3 separate regions of the Homo sapiens genome follow, and regions 2 and 3 are each linked to region 1. Evidence: chromatin contacts called from ENCODE Hi-C or POLR2A ChIA-PET data. All regions are on one chromosome and are shown on one strand. Each heading gives the region's core, a stretch centred on a gene start or an enhancer-like site at or near the end of the contact. The rest is flanking DNA. Distances are from core to core; before and after follow the strand shown.

The links. Hi-C counts contacts between places; a loop is a spot of excess contacts on that map. ChIA-PET counts read pairs that join two places held with the same protein, here RNA polymerase II (POLR2A). Pooled maps may share reads with other maps.
Region 2: a map of CD4-positive, alpha-beta T cell shows a loop between it and region 1 (20-fold over the local background). The contact joins the promoter of LSM5 here to the promoter of CDK13-DT in region 1. A Hi-C loop is called at or near these places in 3 of 168 maps with a recorded cell type or tissue (CD4-positive, alpha-beta T cell, CD8-positive, alpha-beta T cell and naive thymus-derived CD4-positive, alpha-beta T cell) and 8 of 50 pooled maps. POLR2A ChIA-PET finds 5 or more read pairs at or near these places in 1 of 52 experiments (activated B cell).
Region 3: a loop to region 1 is called in a pooled map, with 32 times the contacts of the local background. The contact joins the promoter of TBRG4 here to the promoter of CDK13-DT in region 1. A Hi-C loop is called at or near these places in 7 of 50 pooled maps.

What each region holds. Positions count from the first base shown.
Region 1 is chr7:39,946,623-39,951,183 of GRCh38, forward strand. It overlaps CDK13-DT (CDK13 divergent transcript), which reads right to left and starts at 2,797. Exons shown (of 1, transcript NR_158201.1): 1 at 899-2,797. CDK13 (cyclin dependent kinase 13) reads left to right here and starts at 3,634. Exons shown (of 14, transcript NM_003718.5): 1 at 3,634-4,561. The coding sequence starts at 4,020. RefSeq lists enhancers at 1,872-2,061, 2,083-3,002, 2,192-2,241, 2,502-2,631, 2,702-2,951 and 3 more and silencers at 3,192-3,421, 4,212-4,501.
Region 2 is chr7:32,487,774-32,492,334 of GRCh38, forward strand. It overlaps LSM5 (LSM5 homolog, U6 small nuclear RNA and mRNA degradation associated), which reads right to left and starts at 2,607. Exons shown (of 5, transcript NM_012322.3): 1 at 2,547-2,607; 2 at 1,476-1,571; 3 at 852-879. The coding sequence starts at 2,592. RefSeq lists an enhancer at 2,510-2,559.
Region 3 is chr7:45,109,413-45,113,973 of GRCh38, forward strand. It overlaps TBRG4 (transforming growth factor beta regulator 4), which reads right to left and starts at 2,285. Exons shown (of 11, transcript NM_004749.4): 1 at 2,231-2,285. RefSeq lists enhancers at 1,984-2,693, 2,057-2,812.

The DNA.
Region 1 (4,561 bases), core at 1,547-4,046:
GATTACAGGCATGCGCCACCACACTGGGCTAATTTTGCATTTTTAGTAGAGACGGGGTTTCTCCATGTTGGTCATGGCTGGTCTTGAACTCCCGACTTCAGGTGATCTGCCCGCCTCGACCTCCCAAAGTGCTGGAATTATAGGCGTGAGCCACCGGGCCCGGCCCTGACCTTCCATTTTTTAAGAATCATTTCCATAAGCTTCGCCCAACAACTTCCACTTCACTTCATTGGCAGGAGCCAATGATCACGTCTTATCTGCAAGGAATACTGGGAGATGTAGTTTTTAGCTAGGCACATTTACCCCCATCAAACCCAGGATACTGTTACTTAGGTAATCAAGGGAAAATCCATTTAGGAAGACAGCTAGAAGTTTACTCCACCATTACTGTTTTATAAATACGTATCCCTCAGCTTTACTGAACCAGCAAGAATTCCCACTCCCCAGCACATAGAAGCAATATTGCACTTCTGAAAAAAAAGTGCTAACACTGTGGGCCTCTGAACTGCATAAAAGATGAGTCTGGGGCCTGGTGCAGTGGCTCACGCCTGTCATCCCAGCACTTTGGGAGGCCGAGGCGGGCGGATCACCTGAGGTCAGGAGTTTGAGACCAGCCTGCTCAACATGACAAAACCCCGTTTCTACTAAAAATACAAAAAAATTAGCTCGGCATGGTGGCGGGCAACTGTAATCCCAGCTACACGGGAGGCTGAGGCAGGAGAATCGCTTGAACCTGGGGGGCGGAGGTTGCAGTAAGCCAAGATTGCACCCCTGCACTCCAGCCTAGGCGACAAGAGCAAAACTCTGTCTCAAAAAAAACAAAAACAAAAACAAAACAAAACACGAACTCCCCACCCCCCCACACACAAGCAGTAATAAACAAAAATATAGTCGTAAATGGGAATTTCAAATCTCTTTAATATTCAGGCAAGCAGACAGGCTTATAGAAACAGACGGCTTCTAATTCAAAGGTCCTTCCCATTTTTTGGAGTTTGAATCCTATTAGTTATTAGTGTTTCCAACCACGTGGGCAGGTATCTTGAGCTCAAAATGTTCATTCAACCTCCCCCACCAAAGGTAGAATCTTTGAGGAAACGTGGGTGGTAGAACCACAGTAAAAATATTTTAGTACATGTTTTTTGTTTGCACCCTGGATTGGGAACTATCCATTTACTTTTTTTCCCTTCTTCTCCATTTAATACACTTACACATGGGAATTATCCATTTACTATGGATCAAGTTTTCTTTGAAAATATATGATAGAAGATGACATTCTCAAGTGGAACTGGTTGTACACGAGGGGAGCTGCAAGCTAAACCTCTTATTTGCTCTCTTTGTTCTGTTATTCCAGTCTATCTAACGTAGGACGATGGAACAAGTTGATCCTACATGTTTCTGAAAAAGCCACTTGCTAAACAGTCTTTGGTAGGAGGCTGGCTACAGGACCTTCACTCAACAATACTGTCAACCAGAAATTTGTTTTAGGAACCCTGCCCCCTATTTTTCTATTCAGTTTCCCAATGCCCATCCCATGGTGTTGCCCACCCAGGCCTGCCCTCCTGGGAAATGCTCTGACTTTAAGATTACCTATTCCTTTGCCTCCTCCTTTATCCTTCAGCAAACCAACATCCTTTGTACTCGGTCAGTGAAGTCTGATCTTAGCTTAAATCAGGCCAGTCTGTGATACTGTGATGTCAAACTGATTAAAATAATTTACACTAAGGTATTAACGATGGATAGATACCAAGTGTTTAAGAACTAAACCAACTGATGATCTGAACAAATGAATTTTCAAAGGGGTTACTACATTTAGTCATTGAACAGACGGCTTAGCTTTTTCTTTTATTAGAGGCAGGGCCTCGCCCTGCTGATTGGCCAGGCTGGGGTGCTGTGGCACGGTCATGGCTCACTCCAGCCTCGAACTCTTGAGCTCCAGAGATCCTCCTGCCTCAGCCTCCGGAGTAGCTGGGACTACAGGCGTGTGCCACTGCACAGGGTTAGCTTGCGTTTCCAACCATTCTAAAAGCCAATAAGCCATTTACATTTTAATCTAATTATCCCGAGTGCTTAGTCTGTAACTGAAGGGCAATTCTAAGGCAAGAAATGAGATGTGAGGTCACTATATGGCTATGTTTGGCAACCCCAAAGGTTTAGATATGAAGGTGAAAGTGGGTGAAGTACTAAGAGGGCAGTCCTCATTCGCACAAGATGTTTTTATTTCAAGCCTCCTGAGAATTTGGAATTTTCAGTAGTTCCTTTTAACATTCCACTTATTTCCTGTATTGATTTAAAGCTTTAAAAATTTTTATTTTAAAGTAAATAGTGTTACCGAAGCTTGAGCTGTGATTCCCAAGTGTGTTTTTTAGGATAAGAAGGGGCCTCGCGGAAGTTGCGGTGAGCCGAGATCGCACCATTGCACTCCAGCCTGGGCAACGAGAGCGAAACTCAGTCTCAAAAAAAAAAAAAAAAAAAATGGGGCCTCGAACTTTGGCGTACGTGAGACAAGTTAAACCAACGCCATCTCCACCCTGTTTTGCGGGGTGTTTTCTCTCCTTTCGCAGCTGTTCCACTCCCAGGGCTTGACTGAAGGTACACGGGGGGTAACTGCCTACTCCAGAAGGCCACCAACAGCATTATTTCCCTCGCAGTCTCCAGAAACACTTGTTCTCACTGTGACCTTTCGCTCAACAGGCAGGCAGTGCGGCGTCTGCAGAGCCGGAACCGGCACTGCGCGCTGGACGCAAGCAACAAGCACGACAGGCGCGCCACCACGGGCAGAGTCTCAAGCAACAGCAGTGGGCGGCACACGAATCCTCTCCTTTCTTTAACCCTTCTTCACACGGAGTCCCACCCTCGCCGGAAGCCGAGCGGTTTCTACATCATGCCACTTCCGGTGCGGCCTGCCGGCCCCTGGCGGGAGCGAGCACGCCAGTGCGCGGTAACTTTGTTCCCGCCTCTCTTGCCCCGGCCACCTCTCATCTTCGGCTTTCTCTGAGCGTGAATTGCGGGCGCGCTCCCGGTCGTACGTCAGGGCTGAGGGGAAAAGCCGAAAGAGCGAGGCGAGAAGGAGGGGTTGTGGAGGTTAGGGCCCAACCAGCAAGTCCCGTTGCTCTCCCTCCTCCTGACGAGGAGCGGAGAGGGAAGGGGAGGAGCGAGCCGGGGCAGGCCGCGCACACCAGGAGCCTCCTCGTGGAGGGGGGGAGCGGAGGAAAGGGGTAGCTCCGCCACCTCTGCTGGCGGCGGCGGCGGCGGCGAAAGAAGAAGAAAGTCAGGGCCCGTACCTACCGCCACAGACTCAGAAACGCCCCTGCCCCCATCTCCCCGGAAATAGCCCCCCGCCCAGCCCCGCACAGTCGCTGCCCCAACCGAGAGCCGCAGCCCGGTCGCCCCCGCCTCGCCCCGCCCCGCTGCCCAGCCCCGCGGGCCGCAGAGTGCGCGAGGCCCTAGGCCGGGAGTTGTTGTCAGGCCCAGGCCACTTCCGAGGCGCCTGCGGTGTGTCGCCGCCACCACAGGAGGACGACGTCGACGCCGAGGAGGAGGCGGTGGAGGCGTGTTGTTGTCTCGCCCACTCCCCTCCCCTGAACTTGCACCCAACGTCAGGGCGCGATGGAGTGAAGCGGCGACGAAGGTGGTACTTCCGCGTTGCGCTGCCCGAGCCGAGAGCGCGGCCAAGGCCGCTCCCCCACCCCCGGGGGCACTTGGAGGACTCGGGACTCCCCCGCAGGTCAGCGCCCGGCGCATCTGGTGTTTTCGCTGCCGAGGATAGGACGACGAGCGCAATCGGGAGCTCCGCCGCCCGGATTCCTGCTTCCCTGGGGCCCGGAGGCTGCTGCGTACCCCACTGTGACCTGGAACCCAGGGACCCGAGTCCCGACCCGGATTATCGTGGCGCTTTTCCCGGCCGGCTCTGGTGCTCGGTGTCCCTCCGCCGCCGCTCCCGTTTCCGGCGGGGGAGATGGCCAGGATCTGACCCGGGAGGAGGCCGCACCCGCGCCGCGCTCTGCGGCTGGCTCTAGGCGATGCCGAGCAGCTCGGACACGGCGCTGGGGGGAGGCGGGGGCCTGAGCTGGGCGGAGAAGAAGTTGGAGGAACGCCGCAAGCGGAGGCGATTCCTGTCCCCTCAGCAGCCGCCGCTGCTGTTGCCGCTCCTGCAGCCGCAGCTCCTGCAACCGCCGCCGCCCCCGCCGCCTCTGCTCTTCCTGGCTGCTCCCGGCACGGCCGCCGCCGCAGCCGCCGCCGCCGCGGCCTCCTCCTCTTGCTTCAGCCCGGGCCCCCCTCTGGAGGTCAAGCGGCTGGCGAGAGGCAAGAGGCGCGCAGGAGGGCGGCAGAAGCGGCGTCGCGGGCCCCGCGCCGGGCAGGAGGCGGAGAAGCGTCGGGTCTTCTCGCTGCCCCAGCCGCAGCAGGACGGCGGTGGCGGTGCTAGTAGCGGCGGGGGTGTGACCCCGCTGGTGGAATACGAGGATGTGAGCTCCCAGTCCGAGCAGGGGCTGCTGCTGGGGGGGGCCAGCGCGGCAACGGCGGCGACGGCTGCCGGGGGAACGGGGGGCAGCGGCGGGAGTCC
Region 2 (4,561 bases), core at 1,357-3,856, 7.5 Mb before region 1:
AATACAGTCAGGACAAACAGTGAAAATCAAAGCCAACATTTTGGAAATACTTACCCTCCCTAAAAAGGTTATCCTTGTATACAAATTACACTGAGGTTGAGCAATTATATCCACAATTTTCAGATACAAAGGTTATCCACTAGGTAATGTAACCTTCATTAAAAGCAGCAGAATGAACTCACTGACACTAAGACCCACGTCTATCAGACAGAGCTTCATAAAAAGAAGTGAAAGCTTGCCCAGGAAATCAAATATGAAATGAAATGTTTTTTGGGTTTTTTTTTTTTTAAGAGACAGGGTCTTGCTCTGTTGCCCAGGCTGAGTACAGTGGTACAATCATAGTTCACTGCAGCCTAGAACTCCTGGGCTCAAGGGATCCTCACCCTCCAGAGCAGCTAGGACTACAGCTGCCCCCTACTATAACCAGCTAATTTTTAAATTTTTTATAGAGACAGGGGTCTCCCTTTGTTGCCCAGGCTGGTCTCAAACTCCCAGGCTTAATCCTCCTCCTTTGGCCTTCCAAAGTGCTAGGATTACAGGAATGAGCCACCATGTCCAGCCTAAATGCTCTTACTATCAGTTCCTTTATTTGACCTGAACCCTAAAATTCCTGGCTCTTTTTGTTATCTTCTACCTTAAAACTGTGTCTCCACTAATATTCTAGGCGTTTACTAATAATTACATTAAGGTAATAACACTCTGATCCAATTTTACAAGCAAACAGATAAAACGTCTATCTTTAACGTTATTCCACCAAGAGGTAATGTTTTCTCATAAATAATTTTACTCAAAAGTAGTAAAACTGTCTTTAATTAAGAAGAGATTCCCCCCAATTCTTTAACACTACTCACAACTCAGTGACATCTTCCAGTACCATATCTGAAATTTGGTGTTAAGAAAATAAATACAGAATTTACTCTAGCTTCTGCCTTTGTTCAGCTTTTGTTTTTTGTTTTTGTTTTTGTTTTGAGACAAAGTCTCGCTCTGTCATCCAGGCTTAAGTGCAGTGGTACAATCACACCTCACTGCAGCCTCCACCTTTTAGGCTTAAAGGATCCTCCTGCCTTAGCCCCGGAGATTAGCTGGACCCACAGGTGTACATCACCATGCCCAGCTAATTTTTGTAATTTTTGTGGAGACAGGGTTTCATCATCTTGCCCAGGCTGGTCTCAAACTCCTGGGCTCAAGCGATCCACCCACCTCGCCCTCCCAAAGCGCTGGGATTATAGGCGTGAGCCACTGGGCTCGCCTGTTCAGTTTTAATTACAATGTTTAATACAATGGCTCAAATTCAAAATGCTTGTTGTTGATAGGAACTTTACCGTCTTTCAATACATACCTCTTAAAACATTATCATAAGTTCCCTGAGAATGAACTGATTTTTATTATAATAATCACAAATATACTGATTGTCTATAGTTCTTATGTTATTACTTAAGAAAAACCTATACCACCACCACCTTTTAAAAGGATACTGACAAAGTCATCAAATCCTAGAAGAGTACCAACAATTTCCTTATCACTCTTCATCACGATGTGAATTCTTGATCCTATACATTTGTCCACAAGCTCTGAGGAGGGAAAAAATATTATTTTACCATTCATTATTTCAACAAATATTTGAGTGCCTACTGGCACTCTTACTTGCATATAGTGAAAGAAAAACCAGGAAAAACATTCATTCAATAACTTTAGGTCTTATAATACAAATCTCAGTTCAAGCACAGCATCTGGCACATAATGAGCCTTCCAAAAGAGTCTGTGGCATGAAGGAATGAAAACTTTTCAATCACGGCCACGACCACTAGTTCAATCACTCTTCACCAACTACAAAAATATAAGAGGAGATAGGTATAATTATATTCACCGGAAACTCTCCGGTCACTGCTTCCCTTTCCCAACTCTGTCTATCCTCTGTGCTCTGACGGTAGCTTGAACATCTCTTTAGCTAGCCTAGCATTATGTGGCATGATGTCTACTTGTCCAGTGTTCTCTCCTCCACTGGCTTGTGTGCTATTTGAAGGCAATGGCTATGGTTTATCATTGAAAAATGCCCAGGCACGGTATCTAGTGTATAGATACTCAGTTACTACTTATTGAATGAATAAATAACAAACAGAGCTGGTTTCCAGATTCCTCATTTAAGGCTCATTCCGGACCAGGGTGTTAGTGTCACTAACCAACCACATACATAACATGGTCTATCTAATCTGGGGATCGTAAACGCCAGGCTGAGAAGTAGGCCTACTACCTATAACACTGCAGAGGCGGGCTCACAACAAAGTAGGCCGACGACGCGTTCACTAAATGTGGACCTTTTCCAGTGAAGGTCTGGTTTGAGAAGTCAAAGTCCTTGCCTGGAGGAGCCCGACCACGTTAAAGAGCAGGTGCGGCCTGCTGTCGCGAAGACTTGGAGCTCAGAGTCGAACCGCATTTGGTCTTATACATTTCCCCACACTCGGCCAGGGCCTGCCTCGGAACAGCCCCTCGGCCCCCAATCCTGAATGTCAGCTCCCTGTTCCTGCTCCCCAAAGGACGGCGATTACCTAAGGGCAGCAGCTGCGACGGGTTGGTAGTAGCGTTAGCCGCCATGGCTACGCCGGAAGTGGCCTGCCTTCATTGATGGTGGGACGACTTTGAAAAGCGCGCTTCCGCTTTTTCCGCAGCCCAAACAGGCTCGACCAATCTGAGGCCGAGCGCACGATCTAGTCAGCTGCGTGGGTCGCGTTCACTGGCTTTTTTCCCCGGCAAGTGAGATCCGGTGAAATATTTCCTGCCCACTGGACATTTTACCATCTCGGCAGATACCCATAATGCCCTTGAAGTTTTGGAGAGACGTTGAAGATATTTTGCCTTGTGAATAAATTGTTCCTGTAACGTTTGAGTCTTCTTCCCCCGTAAAGTTGCATTTCCTCTCAAGCCAGAATCTTCAAACCAGTATAAATCAATTCGTATTTCCTGCCATCAATTAACTGTTACAATTTTCGTTACAACTACTCATTAAGGAATCTATTGTTTCTTTTTAAAGTCCAGTGGATTGAAAATCTGCAACTAGCATTTTTTAAAATTTTTCTTTAGTGAGGATTTAAGATATGTTTTTTAAACTTTTTACTACTTTAATTCATCGTTCTTATCTTTTTATGTCTGGTAGTCTTATTTATTATAGGCTTTTAAATTCAGTTTCTTCAACAATTCTTGTCTCACAGGCAACCACCAGATGTCACTCTAAATTATTCCAGAAGTGTAAAATCATGCTTTCCACTTCTGTGTTGAAAACAGCAAAGTATCGGCCCTAGTCTGTTTTATATTTGTATCCTAGGAACTTAAACCTGAACAGTCTAGGTCAGGCGCAGTGGTAACGACTGTAATCCCAGCACTTTGGAAGGCCGAGGCGGGCGGATCACCTGAGGTCAGGAGTTCGAGACCAGCCTGGCCAACATGGGTGAAACCCCGTCTCTACTAAAAATACAAAAATTAGCTGGGCGTGGTGGCGTGCGCCTGTAGTCCCAGCTACTCGGGAGGCAGAGGCAGGAGAACTGCTTGAACCCGAGAGGCAGCGGTTGCAGTGAGCCTAGATCATGCAACTGCACTCCAGCCTGAACAACAAGAGCGAAACTCCATCTCAAAAAAAAAAAAAAAAAAAGCTAAACAATAAACATGAGCGGCCACAAAGAACGTCATTCATTCATACAACAAATGGTCATTAAGCACCCATCATTCCTTCATAGACTGAGTTCCTCAAGGCTGAGAATTATGGGAAGCAGTAGTTTACGTGATTAAATTTCTTCATTTTGAATTAAATGACTTTGGTTCAAATTCCATGGTCAGTTATTTGACAATGGGCAAGTTATTTTAACTTTTTAAGTCTCAATATACCCATTGGAAAAAATGGGGACAACAGTATCTACTCATAAGATTAATGTGAAGATTAATTGAGATAATCTATGAAAAGTGGTCAGCATAGGACCTGGCACATAGCCCTTTTAAACATGAGCTGTTATTACTTATCCTTGTTTTCTAATACATGATGTCTGGCTCAGAGTGAAGCTACATAAAGCTAGCATTGCTAGCTGGTTTTGCATTCATCTTATTTTTATAACCAGACATAAGCCACTTTAAGGAAGCAATTTCTTATTTTATACACTGTGCACACTACATTTTCAGGCACACTGTAGGGCGCCTAATGAATATTCTTTAAATTGATTCTCACTATTTCATTCACACCCATCAACATTCTCCTTACTCTTCATAAGATTTTAAATACGAAGTAATGCCAGATTTGTTTGTGACGCTTCTTTCTTTCTCTTTCTCTTTTTTTCTTTTTGTCCAATCCTCATTTGGTTGAAAACCACCTCTTTTCCTGGTTTTCCTTTTCTATTCCTATTTTATTTTCCCCATACCATACTGACAGTATGGGAGAATTCAAAACATTGTTGTTATTTGATAGAGTTTTTAAAAATTAGAAAAATAGGCTGGGCACAGTGGCTCACGCCTATAATCCCAACACTTTGGGGGCCGAGGTGGGCGGATCACGAGGTCAAGACATGAAGACCATCCTGGC
Region 3 (4,561 bases), core at 1,035-3,534, 5.2 Mb after region 1:
AGGTATGTGATAGTATTTTCTAAAGCAAAAGTCTCACAGGATTTTTGTTTCAGTACAGAATGCCATCAAATATCAAAACTCAGGAACATTACAGCCTGGGTGGGAGGGTTTCCATCCTGCTTGTAATTTGAAATCACCTAGGATGTGGTTCAATAATTCAGATTCCCAGGTCCTGCCCAAGGCCTCCTAAATGATGGCATCTCTGCAGACACGACCTAGACAGCATTAATTTTTTTTTATTTTTTTATTTCAAGGGTAACCAGGATTAAAAATTACGGGCTTGGCCAGGCGTGGTGGCTCACGCCTGTAATCCCAGCACTTTGGGAGGCCTAGGCGGGTGGATCACTTGAGGTCAGGAGTTTGAGACCAGCCTGGCCAACATGGTGAAACCCCATCTTTACTAAAAATATAAAAATTAGCTGGGCATCATGGTGCACGCCTGTAATCCCAGCTACTTGGGAGGCTAAGGCACAAGAATTGCTTGAACCTGAGAGGCGGAGATTGCAGTGAGCTGAGATTGCACCACTGGACTCCAGCCTGGGTGAGAGACTCCATCTCAAAAAAAAAAAAAAAAAAAAATTCACATTCCCAAAGCCTCTGTGGATATATTTTAACACTGTAGACATAGGTGTGAGCCTCTCGAAACCAAGGTAGATTACATCACTAGCCTACTAAAACCCCCCCACCAAATTTCTAACAGCAAAAATTCTGAACCAATAATAAGAAGCACTTCATAACATGGCCCAGAATGATTTTCTCAGTCTTAGCTTTTTCTGCCTCCCAGCAACACAAGGCCCCATTTTAAACAGGCCTTGCACTTCCACTTCACCTTACAGGGCTTGTTATCTGGGTCTCCTCCTCCCCCTATAAGACCCTTTAAAATACATCTCATCCTTCCAAGGCCAAACTCAATGTTGCCATCTCCAGCAATGTGTTACATATAGCCTTGATGTTGCTTTTAACAATTCTATCGGCCAGGCGCAGTGGCTCACGCCTGTAATCCCAGTACTTTGGGAGGCTGAGGCGGGCAGATCACGAGGTCAGGAGATCGAGACCATCCTGGCTAACACGGTGAAACACCGTCTCTACTAAAAATACAAAAAAATTAGCCGGGCGTGGTGGCGGGCACCTGTAGTCCCAGCTACTAGGGAGGGTGAGGCAGAGCTTGAAGTGAGCCGAGATCGCGCCACTGCACTCCAGCCTGGGTGGCAGAGCGAGACTCTGTCACAAAAAAAAAAAAAAAGAAAAAAAATTCTATCAGCTAGTCTAGCTCCCTACGGTGATTACATGATCCAGGGAAGACATGCGACAAGGGCAAGATAAAACGTTCACCTAGGCCTCATTTCTGCCAAAGCAGAATGTACGTTTGATCTTTCTCCACTTCCTGGAACTTGGTATATGGCCAGCACATTTTCTTTTTATATGAGGGGATTAAAGCAGCTGTAAAAAGCTTAGTCTAACTCCACTTAAAGAAAAAAAAAAAGAGAGAGAGATCAGAGAGTCGGAGTATTTGCCCAAACGCAACATCTACCACTTCCTGAGCCTAAGCACAGTGTAGAAATCTTTCCGACTTATTTTTTTGAGACGGAGTCTCGCTCTGTCGCCCAGACTGGAGTGCAATGCTGCGATCTCGAGTCACTGCAACCTCAGCCTCCCGGATTCAAGCGATTCTCCTGCCTCAGCCTCCCAAATAGCTGGGACTACAGGCCCGCGCCACCACACCTGGCTAATTTTTGTATTTTTAGTAGAGACAGGGTTTCACCATGACCTCAAGTGATCCACCCGTCTCGGCCTCCCAAAGTGCTGGGATTACCGGAGTGAGCCACCGCGCCCGGCCGCCTTTCCAATTTTTTAAGAGCCCTAAGAGCAGTTTAGCCGAGTAAACGGAAGCCCAGGAGCCAGACTTGAGTTTAGGCAAACAGCAATCCAAAACTTTAGTTCTAAAATGCAGAGAGAAAACAACTTGCACTAAGTCACGAAAACTGGCTCGCTGGGGTCATGGACGGTCAACAGGGGCGGCGTCTTCCAGGCCTGGCCGCGCGGGCTAGAGAGGAAGCGTGCGCACTGGCAAGCCAGCACGGAACGAGCAGACGGCCAGGCCCACGGCATCCCACCGCGTCCCAGCCTGCTCCCCAGTTCCACCGCATCCCAGGACCTTCCCAGCCACGCCTGTGTTGTGCACTCGAAACCCACGATCAGCCGCCCCTTCTCCCCGTGCCACAAGACCTACGCAGCGAGCACCACCGCTGACCTCCATCCGCCGCCCTAACTGTCCCCGGAACCATGAGGTGCGCGGCGCGCTTCCCTACGTCACTCGGAGCGCCGGCGGAAACGAGACGAGCCTCGCCCCGCACGTCCGGAAGCCACGCCTCCAGCTTCCGGCCACACCTTTCGGCGGGTGACATCTTTGCTGAGGGCTCAAGCGGAGCGATAGGTCATGGGAAACTTAGAAAAGATAAAGAACCTAGGAAGAAAGGCTTCGGTTGCCCCCCGACCAGTACGCCATCCTCATACGGAGTGCGGGAGACGACCCTTTGTTGTCGGTGCTGTCACCCTATCCCTCCCTGCTTGCGTAGGCGTAGGAGAGTTCCTAGGGCGGTGGAAGACTGGGCTGGTGGAGTGGGATAGGCGACGTTGAGGCCTGTGGGGGCTGGGAGGACGAGTGAGTGGAGACTGGGGAACTCCAGAGCGCCCACTTGCAGCTGGATTTTTATGTGCAATTTTCCTGATTTTTAAATAGTGGTGTTTAATTACAAAGTAAAGTGCAGGATAGCCCAAACGAAATGTATCTGAGGTCTATATATGGACTTGATTAATTTTTACTTCCTGCACAGCCTTTTATTTTCTGTGGAGTTAATAATTACTTGGCTACGCACGGTGGCTCACGCCTGTAATCCCAGGCCTCGGTGGGCGGATCACTTGAGTTCAGGAGTTCGAGACCAGCTTGGCCAACATGGCGAAACCCCGTCTCTACTAAAAATACAAAAAAATTAGCCGGGCGTGGTAGGGCGCACCTGTAGTCCCAGCTACTAGGGAGGCTGAGGCATGAGAATCGCTTGAATCCGGGAGGTGGAGGTTGCAGTGAGCAGCGATCTTGCCACTGCACTCAGCCTGGTTGACAGAGCAAGACTCTGTCGCAAAAAACAAAACAAAAAACATAAAAATAAATAATTACGTTTGTTTGTGTTTGTAAACTAAAAATAAAATTGTAAGCCCCCCAAGCACTGAACGGACCTCCTCTTAGCCAAGGAGACCCCAGAGAAACCTTAAAAACTGAGTTCCCAGCCATTCTGGAAAGGGAGGTTGAACACCCCTTGTTAAAGTAGAGATCATAAGACTAACAGACTTTGTGGTAGTAAGATACCAAATTATAAACAAGACCTAAGGCCGTGCAAGGCAAGGGTTAAGTCAAGCTTGCAGACCATCAATCTTGCTGAAGAGGTCTTTTTTGACCCAGTGTATTGTGGCTGATTCTGGCATACTATCTTAAACATTCTTTTCTGCTGACTCCAAATTTTACACAGAGCCTCACTCTTTTAACCAGTTGCAAATTAAAAAATCTCTTGGTCAAGCTGGCTGAGGTGGGAGGATCACTTGAGGCCAAGAGTTCAAGACTAGCCTGGGCAACATAGGGAGACCCTATCTACCCCTACCAAGAGATCTATCTATCTATCTATCAATCAATCATATATCGTGTATATATCTATGTATTTGAGTCCACATATAACTTGTAAACCCCCCACATCAAGACATCCTGTCTTTTGGAGCCAAACCAGTGTATACCTTCCACACATTGATTTATGTCTTTGCCTGTAACCCCTGGCTCCCTGAAATGTATAAAACCAAACTATAATCTGACTGCCTCGGGAACACTTAAGGCTTTTTGGGTTTGTATTTTCCTGGGGCTGTGGTCACTCATTGGCCCTGAATAAACCTCTTTAAGTAATTTACAGAGTTTGATTTTTCTGTTAACAGTTAATTAAGATTCCATGTATTTATCACAAATTCTACTCCAAATCCTTCACAAGTTGTCTGTCAAAAGACAATATTACAACAGATTTATAGATCTGTTAAAAGAAAAGCTTTAGACAAACTAATGGAGTTTTGTTGAGGAAAGAACCTTGAAAACATGCTAAGGGAAAGAAGTTAGACACATGAGGCCACATATTGTATAGTTCCATTTATATTTGCAATGTCCAGAGTAGGTGAATTGATAGAGTCACCTATGTGATGTTGAGGTGGGGAGAATAGGGAGTGACTTCTGATGGGTTTGAGGTTTCTTTTTGAGATGGTAAAAGTGTCCTGGAATTGGATAATAGGGATGGTTGCACAACACTGAGTATACTAAAAGCCACCTGTGACTTAAGAAATATATATGTGGTCTCTGCATAGAGCTTCTAAAACCCTTGTAACTTTTTTCTTTAGGTTTTCATTAAGGCATTTTATAAAGATAATATCATTTGTATTTATAAAATGTTTGCTACATATACATAATATATATAGTGTATATATAAATTTAAATATGCTCAAGTTACAAAGCAGAATTATGAAAAGAAACCCG